2 separate regions of the Mus musculus genome follow, and region 1 is linked to region 2. Evidence: chromatin loops called from intact Hi-C (ENCODE). Cell type or tissue: heart. All regions are shown on one strand. Each heading gives the region's core, and the rest is flanking DNA. Links, peaks and the distances in the headings are about the cores only. Region 1 holds the start of Gm36008 (a long non-coding RNA gene). Region 2 has its middle 23 kb from the start of Setd7.

Region 1 (4,390 bases), core at 114-4,113, 72 kb after region 2:
GAGCAGCTGGGAATTGTGTTCCTAAAGACCTGGAAGCCTTTTCCCAGAAAGCCACCCAGTGGAGTGAAGAAGCTATGTTTGTCTTCACAAAGCAATTTTGTTCAACTGAGCTTATTGCAGTTTTTAGAAACAGTCTTGTTTCGTTGGTTGGGAAGTATTTTAAATCACATTTATTTGCTTACCAGGAAGAGGGATGAGGTGAGTGCATTTGTCCCGTGGAGGGTGGGTGTCGGTCCCTGTGGGTCAGAAGATGACTTTAACGGTGTTAGTTCTCCCCTTCAATCAGTTTCCCCAGGGATCTAACAGGGGCTGTCAACAAGCACAGCTACCCACTGAGCCATCTGGCCACCTCTCTGGTTTTCTGAGTCAGGGTCTGGCTATGTTGCGCAGAGTGGCCTCAAACTGTGGGCAGTCCTCCTGCCTCCCAGGTTCTGGGATGACAAGCGTGTACTACTACTACTACTACATCTGGCTCAGAAACACTCTTGAAACCATGTTATTCCCCAGACCTTCCTCCCCTGTGTGGTGTGAAGACTCCGGTGAAGATGGAGGCCCTCGTGGAAGTGGGGAGTGGTGCTAAGGAGAGGCAGAGCTCCAGGTGCTTTTCTTCTTAACTTTTTATTGGTTCTTTGTGGATTTCACATCATGCACCCCAGTCCCACTCACCTCCCCTTCCCCTCATACCCTTGCAACCATCCCTCTCCACACCCTGTGGGAAGCCACATGTGCCGTTGCAGAGTGGCACTGACTACTGCTGGCCACCACGCATAAGTTTGGACAAACAACCAATGTGTACATATGCAGTAAAGTCTTTTGCAAAGACACTGCCTGGCCCGGGCATGAAAATGAGGCTTTGAGAGTATAACCAATCAGATGTGAGACATGCAAATGAGGTATGATAATGAGGCTCTGTGAGGTACAGAGAGAGAGAGTAGCCAATCAGATGAGGAACATGCAAATGAGGCTTAGTGCATAACCAATCCGGGTGTGAGACACGCCTTTCCTAGGCCTATATAAGCAGCACCAGTTCTGGGCTCGGGGTCTTTTCGCCTCTGCAATCAAGCTCTCCCAATAAACGTGTGCAGAAGGATCCTGTTGCAGCGTCGTCTGGCGTGCGCAAGAACACCCCAACAAAAACATCTCATTGTGGAAGCTTTAGTGTTGTCACAGTGTACCCCACAGTATACCCTTTTGCCCACACTTCTTTGCTTGCAGAGTCCTTGGTCAGGTGACAAGGCCTCTGGCTTCTGCTACTCTATCAATTACTGGAACCTCAATGGGACTCCTCTTGGATATACTGTTGTTGCTCTGTATCATGGAGATCCTGCAGTTTTGGATCTGCAGGACCAGGTCCTTCACGCACTCCAGCAGTTCATTGATGGGGTAGATGCTGGCATGGGCCAATTCGATGAAAGCCCTGGATCTGGGCCTGTGAAGTATCTACCCTGGGCAGCCTGCCACAACCACACCATAAGGGCAAGCTCTACTGCCCCATCCAGGCTGGCTCAACCGATGCCACCACCAGCAAGGGCAGGGCCAACTCTCCCACTCATGCTCCCTCATGCCTTCCGGGCTGGCTCATCTGCACCCACGCCATCAGGGCCAGCTCTACTATGCTGCCCAGGCCCATTGCAGAACCCAGTCTCCTTGGGATGTAACTTACAATAGCAATTGCTGGACAATGGAGTTAGGCTTTTAAAATGCAGACTTGGGACTGGAGACTTGCTGATCAAATATGAAGATTTCAGTTCAGATCCCTAAGGACCCACATAAAAAGCTAAGCTGTGGCCTCCACCTCAGCTGTTGATCTCAGGGGTGGGGCAGTGACAAGAGGGCCACTTTGGGCTTGCTGGCCACCAGCTCAGCTCCAGGTTCAGCGAGGAGAAATCCTGTCCCAGGAATAAGGCAAAGGGTGGTAATGACCAATACCCTTTTCTGAACTCAGGAAGCTTAGAATATACACCACACACACATATAGACACACAAATGTAAGGTTTGCTAATATTTAGGTATAATGATAAAGACGAGGACACAAGTGTCAGTGGAGAGACACTTTGTCAGTGACAGTTTTCACATCCTGTGTGGCCACACAGGGAAATACAAGATTGGCGAGGAGACAGAGGAATCTAGAGCCGATTAGGGCAAGCGCTTTGCCTGTGTCTTCTGCAAGGAGGACGTTGAGTCAGGGGAAGCACACCAGGGCTGTATTGGCTCTGGGGTGCAGGACCTTCCTGAGTTCAGACCTTGGGGTGAAAATGACAGAAGGTATCCTAGGACTGTAAGGAGATCACCGGAGATGTATCCCCCCCCCCGCCCCCATTCCACCCACGCTGTGCTGCCTTGCATGTTTTCTAGGGTTTGTAGTCGTAGGAAGTGAGTTGCCCTGGCCAGGCAAAGGCTCCAGAGCCAGTCTCCAGAACGGAAAAGAAGATGCTGGGAATGAATGAAGAGTGAGCCCTGTGCTTGGAGTCTGAGCGACTGAAGTGAGGAGAAAAATGAAAGTTACCTCCCATCCGCTGACTCCTTAGGGGCTCCCCGGAAATTGCCTTCACCCCTAGCTTTTGCTTCCCAGACAATCCTTGGCTTTCTCTGTGGCTCAGCGCCCTCTTGTGGCGAGAGCTTATCCTCCTATCATTTCCTAAGGCCTAGTTCCTACGTGTCTTCAAAAGAAACACAAAGGCCAGGCACATACCACTTGAGAAGGGAAACAGAGGCTGGAAAATCAGGAATTCAAGTCACCCTGGGCTATATCAAGGCTAGCCTGGGCTACATAAGAACTTCTCAAAACAAAAAACACAACAAACAAACAAAACAAAGAAGAATAAAAAGGAGAAGTCTGCCCAGGTGTGGCTGAGTGGCAGGACTGGGGGGGTGGGGGGTAGGGGGGCGCGCACGCGCACGCCCACACACCCACCCACCCACACACACACACACACACACACACACACACACACACGTGCTCAAACACACACGTGCTCAATCATGCACACATCACAAAGGACAAAACCAACTTTACCTAATCTTTTTCTTAATCACCAGATTGAACTTTGAATAGCTTCGTAATTGTTTTTAAAGCCCATATTTAAGACGGCTAATAGTACATTTGGTGCCTACAGTAAACTGCATCAAACAAAGCTGGTTTATATTTAAAGACAAAGATTCTTTTGTTTGGTATGGTTTGGGGTTTGGGGTTTGATTTTCAAGACAAAGTTTCTCTGTGTCCTGGAACTCACTCTGTAGACTAGGCTGGCCTCAGAACCCAGAAATCCACCCGCCTCAACCTCCCAAATGCTGGGATTAAAGGAGTGTGCCACCACCATCCAGAGGTGTTTTTTTATTTTGTTTTGTTTTGTTTTGTTTTTTGTTTTTGTTTTTTTTAAGTCTCCAGGCACTTTAAGGTGCTTTAGCTAGAATGCAGTTATGCGCCCATTAGTCCTAAAGGCTCTAAACCCTGAACTTCCCTATGTCATCTTCAGTGCTCAGTCCCTGCTGCAGAGAGAGTCCTGGTTCATGGACGATGTTGTCTTCGCCTTCATCATATGCACCAAACACAAGGAATTAAATCAAGTTACAGGTAGTAGGCAGCTTCATGGATTTCTTCTTGATTCCAGGCTCCAGCTGCTCTCTGGCAGAGAGCACACCTCTCTAAAATAGGGACGTCTTGGGCACCTGTACCCAGAGCTGGAGATAAGCAAGGCATGGCAGCACATGCCTTTAATCCTAGCACACAGGAGGCAAGGGGATCTATAGATGAGCTCAAGGCTAGCATAGTCTACACAGCAAGTTCCAGGGGTAACCAGGGCTACCTAGTGAGACAGTCATCTCAAAAAAAAAAAAAGCTTGAAATGAAAATTAAGTCAGGGATGGCCGGATGGCTCAGTGGGGAAAGGCACCTGCTGCTACTGTGGCACCTGGGGCCCTGTGTTCAGTCCCCGAGTGGAGGAAAGAGAGCACAGACTCCTGGGAGTGGTCCTCTCACCTCCACATGTGTACAAACATGCATGTACAAAAATAAATTAAAATGTGATTTAACATTTTAATCTCTCTCTGTGTCTCTGTCTCTGTCTCTGTCTCTGTCTCTCTCTCTCTCTCTCTCTCTCTCTCTCTCTCTGTGTGTGTGTGTGTGTGTGTGTGTGTGTGTGTGTGTGTGTGTGTGTGTGTGTTAGCATGAGTGTGGAGGTCAGAGGGCAGCTTGTAGAGGTTAGTTCCCTCCGATGTGTGGATCCCAGGGATGAAACCAAGATTGTCACAGCCTCAGCATCCCTGCTTTGGATGGCTGAACCATCTTGCCAATCCATAGGAAACTAATTTTAAAAATTCACAGTCCAGCTTGTCATTTGAGTGGGTTATGTATACCAAAGGAGGTAGCATACCCCATAGCAACGATTTT
Region 2 (4,390 bases), core at 92-4,091:
GAGAAAACATGACAGGATTCCATGTGGCAGTGTTAGGGAAAGGGACTCCTTACAGATTCCCAGGGAAGGCTAGGTTCCATGATGTAGGAGGAAGAGTGGCATAAAAGCCAGAGGCCTCGCAGCCACATCTCCTACAAGAGGACCTGATTGAGGACTGCCTGAGAGACCAAGGATTGCTGACACAGACAATGCCAGCCAATCGGGAACTGCAGTTTAAAAGAGATGCTTTCTGGGGACCAGTGGGGTGCTGCTGGTGGAGGGTATGAAAGGGAGCTTGCAGCAGATGAGCTTTCTGTGGCATCTCTCACCTGCTATGGGAGTCTGCACCACCTCACCTCCAACTCCCAAGGGCAGGTAAGGTGGAGCATCAAGTAGTCCAGGGCACAGGCAACACCATGCCACTTCATTGATAAATAATTTGTGATACTCGCAGTTTGGCTGTCTCTGATTGCTGGCTGCCAGAGGCACGAGGGGAGGTTTTGCATTTGGAAGAAGGAATGTATGATCTGGAGGATATAGGAGAAGAGCGGGCCATTTGGTTGCTGTGTCTCCATCATACGCAGCAGCAAGGTCCAGCTTAAAGTCTATTAGCCTGGGCCCTGTACCCAGGATCCATGCTAAGATGGAGAGAAGGGCACAGCTGCACATGCTATGACCCGAGCAGCCTTCAGTTGCCAGCTGCCAGCCAGTGAGTTCTGAGCGGAGCTTGCAAACACCAGGAAAGCAGTAACTTCTACAGTGGATTAGTTTACTGACAGACCTTAGATGAGTGGACTCCTGGGAGGTGGGGCCTGGATGGAGAAGGCTGATCTGTGGAGGAATGCCTTTCCCTTAGGACACTCTCACCAGTGCACACTGCTATCTGAGAGCTAACCCACTTTGTTCTGCCACATGCTCATGCTATGCTGCCTGATTATGTGGGGGCCAAGAAGCAACAGAGCCAAGAAACCGTGGATCCAGCCCTTCCTCCCTTAAATTATGTTCTTGTTACAATGGAAGCTAACTGACACATAGTTACAAGAGCTCCATTCGCCCTGCATCACCATCCCCTGCATCCCCTGGGAAAGTGTACACACAGACATCCATTATCACTCTGGCTGCCCTAAGGCAAGCATATAAGTCAAACGAAAGTTGAGTCCAAGGAGAATGTTCGTTGGGGAGTGACCTGGACTCCAGAGAATCCCTCTTTTGCTGAGCTAGGAAGAGAAGATGGGAATGTGTTAACGTGTGCTCCAGCGGGTCTCAGAAGACAGCGTGTGGAGCATGTCGGTCTCTTTTCCATTGCTATGACACCCCACCACAAACAGACAACTCACAGAAGAAAAACATAAGAGTCTGCCAAGGCAGGGAACCATGGCATCAAGATGCAGACACGGTGGCAAGAACAGGGAGTTGATGGCTTACATTCTGAATGGCAGGCACTAAGGGGGGTGGGGGGTAAGACTGCTGTGAGGAAGAGTGGGAGGTCTCGCACACTGTCGATCCTTTGAAAACCAGATGTGCCTCGCAGGGGACTTCCGACAGCCAGACACCAACAAATTATTTCCTACAGTCAACAGGAAGCTGAGGAACATTCAGATATTGCAGGGCCCACAATTACCCTATGAAATCAAGGAAATAACTATCAAAGGAGCAGTGAGGGGTGGAGAAGCCATGGGTTACCTCATCTCCACACTGGGACCTCGAGGGACGGCCTTGCTGCTGGCTGTACACTTGTTCCTGCCTCTTCTGAGACTGTGTAAGCAGAATCTGTCTAGAATTAAATCACTCCTCAAAGAAGTATATTTTCATCACCGTATGTTAATTTTCTCCTGTGGCATCGCCATGTTACCTCGGGGCTGCCGCTCACCCTCGTGGGGCTAGCGGACAAAGAAGAAATGGTGTTCCATACACTTTCCTCTGCTGTAATCTTGTCATAAGAAACAGACTCTGGTGGAATCAGACCCTTTAGCGCCACCTACAGGAAAACCGCGAAGTCTAGGATGGGAATGGCTCCCTGGAGTTGAAATCCTGGGTCAAACCAAAGCAGTTGGAGTTCTACTTATTTCTCTGCTTCTTTCAGGGGGAATTTCTGGTGTTTTCTGAGCACCGGGTGTTTCCACCGTTTCCATAGTATCATCTGTTATGGGATTATAAGACACCATAGGTGTAAAGTATGTCTCTGTGGCCATCAAATCATATGGGCTGTACAAGCAGGACAGGTGTTGAAAACCTACAGGCAAAGAAGTAGCCATGTTATGGCAGCTGTAAGGTCCCTGTCACAGAAAGGCAGCCACACCAGAGAGACAGCCAAGACAATCTCCAAGTCTGTGGACAGGAAATGCCAAATCAACCAGAAAACTGAGCAGGAGAGACCTTTGTGACAGGAGAGCTTTGCCCCTCCTGGAAGAGTCTCCACAGAGCCTGCTCTGACACCAGGCTACCATCTCTTCCAGCCAACCCTAGGGCCTATCCTAAGAAGATGGAGGAAATGAGCGCCCAGGGTCGTCTGGATGTTTTTCTCCTCTGTGTGGAGCAGGAAGATACAAGGAAGCCACGGCATCAGCTTGACTGCGGCAAGAGCTGTACTCAGCATCTCCAGGTCCCAAGGCCAAGCTGACTCAACTAACAAGTGGGCCTAGAAATCATTAAGCCAGCCTAATTGAAACTAATTCCAAGTTCCTCGCAGCCCTAAATTGCACAGAAGAGAACACAGAGCAGCCTTACAGCTGTACACGAAGCCAGGCTCAAATCGCGTTATTTATTTGGTTACCAATAAAAAGTGGCAGAGTTAGGACTCGGAGTTCCATCTTCCAATTCCATTTCCTCCCAAACTGCAGAGAAGGGCAATTTAGCCTTATTGAGCACACACGACACAGGAATTCTGTTAAAAGGCTTTATTGGTTTTAATCTGCAGAAGCCTCGAGAAAAAGAAGTAGCATCCAGGCCAGCATCACCCAACAGCAAGGCTTAAAGATGATGGATCATTTGTGTCTAAAAATCCTCCATTTCCATGAATAAAGACAAAAGGCCAGATCATTTAGCAAATAATAAGGAAAATCCTACTTATTAAAACCTGTGAAATATAATCAGAGATTGTATCTGTCTGTCTGTCTGTCTGTCTTAAAAGGAAAACCCAAACTCTCAAAATCATTTGTTGGGCTGCCAAGACGGCTCAGGTAAAGGCCCACCCTGCCAACCTTTCAGTTCAGTTCCCAGGAGTCACACAGTTAAAAAGAAAGAACTGACTCCTATAAGGTTCCCATAACTGTTCTCTGACCTCCACGTGTGCCCCACGGAACAACACAAATCAACAAACACAGGAACAAGTAAATAAATAATACTAACTTAAAAATTATTTAAGAAGAATGAACCTGAAGAAAATTATTCAACTCAAAAAAAGTTTTAAAGTCTAAGGAAAACAGAAAGGCAGAACTAACACTCTAGTCAGTCATACCTATACCCGTGTGTTCTGCATCTGTGCATCCAACTATAATTGACAAGATTTGGGGGATGCCGTGGTGCTGACCGTATCCTGATTCGTCACCACCATTCTCTAAACATTACAGTAGAATAACTGTTGCATGGCATTTACAATGTTTTTGGATATCTTAAATAATCTAAGCTGGACAGTGGTGGCACACGCCATCCATCGCAGCATCTGGGAGGCAGAGGCAGAAGGATCTCTGACTTCAAGGCCAGCCTGGTCTACAGAGTGAGTTCCCGGCCAGTGTTACTCAGTGAGGCAGAAGAAAGGAAGGGAAGAGGGGGTGAGGTGTAGGAGGGAAGGGATGGATCCCTGGAAACCAAACAAAGCAAAAGAACAGCAATGGTGAATATGTGTGTGTGTGTGTGTGTGTGTGTGTGTGTGTACATATATACATATCTGCTAGCCTAATCAAGAAAAAAAAAGGACAATACTCTAAGCTGAGATTGCGAAAATGCAGTGGCGTGTACACATATAAGAAAGCGTCATTTTTTAAAAAAGATTTATTTATTTTATGTATGTGAGTACACTGTAGCTGTACAGATGGTTGTGAGCCCTCATGTGGTTGCTGGGAATTGAATTTTTAGGACCTCTGCTTGCTCCAGTTGGCCCCACTCACTCTGGTCAACTCCACTTGTTCAGTCCCAAAGATTTATTTATCATTATACATAAATACACTGTAGCTGTCTTCTGACACACCAGAAGAGGGCATCAGATCTCATTACGGGTGGTTGTGAGCCACCATGTGGTTGCTGGGATTTGAACTCAGGACCTTTGGAAGAGCAGTCTGTGCTATTACCCACAAAGTACAATTCTTACAAAAGGAATCATTTGTGGGCTGGAGAGATGGCTCAGTGTGTAAAGAGAGCTTGCCACAACAAGCACCAGGACTTGAGTTTATCCCCACGTATAAAATTAGAGTTG

The links. A loop is a pair of places that touch in the nucleus more often than their neighbours do. Peaks named below come from ENCODE experiments on the same cell type or tissue, not always from the same donor. Only the 100,000 strongest peaks of a DNase experiment are listed, where the experiment ranks them.
Region 1: it touches region 2 in a loop (5-fold over the local background); 5 of 42 quality-filtered maps call a loop at or near these places.

The regions. Positions count from the first base shown.
Region 1 is chr3:51,509,275-51,513,664 of GRCm38, reverse strand. It overlaps Gm36008 (a long non-coding RNA gene), which reads right to left and starts at 2,677. Exons shown (of 4, transcript XR_003954701.1): 1 at 2,507-2,677; 2 at 183-236. In heart, for the core only: a CTCF peak has its summit at 2,610 (motif pointing left); a DNase peak (open chromatin) is centred at 2,574; H3K27ac peaks cover 332 bases.
Region 2 is chr3:51,581,323-51,585,712 of GRCm38, reverse strand. No RefSeq gene overlaps it. Among named protein-coding and RNA genes, the nearest start is that of Setd7, 23 kb to the right of the region's middle. In heart, for the core only: a CTCF peak has its summit at 1,950 (motif pointing left); DNase peaks (open chromatin) are centred at 1,632 and 1,922; H3K27ac peaks cover 448 bases; H3K27me3 peaks cover 442 bases.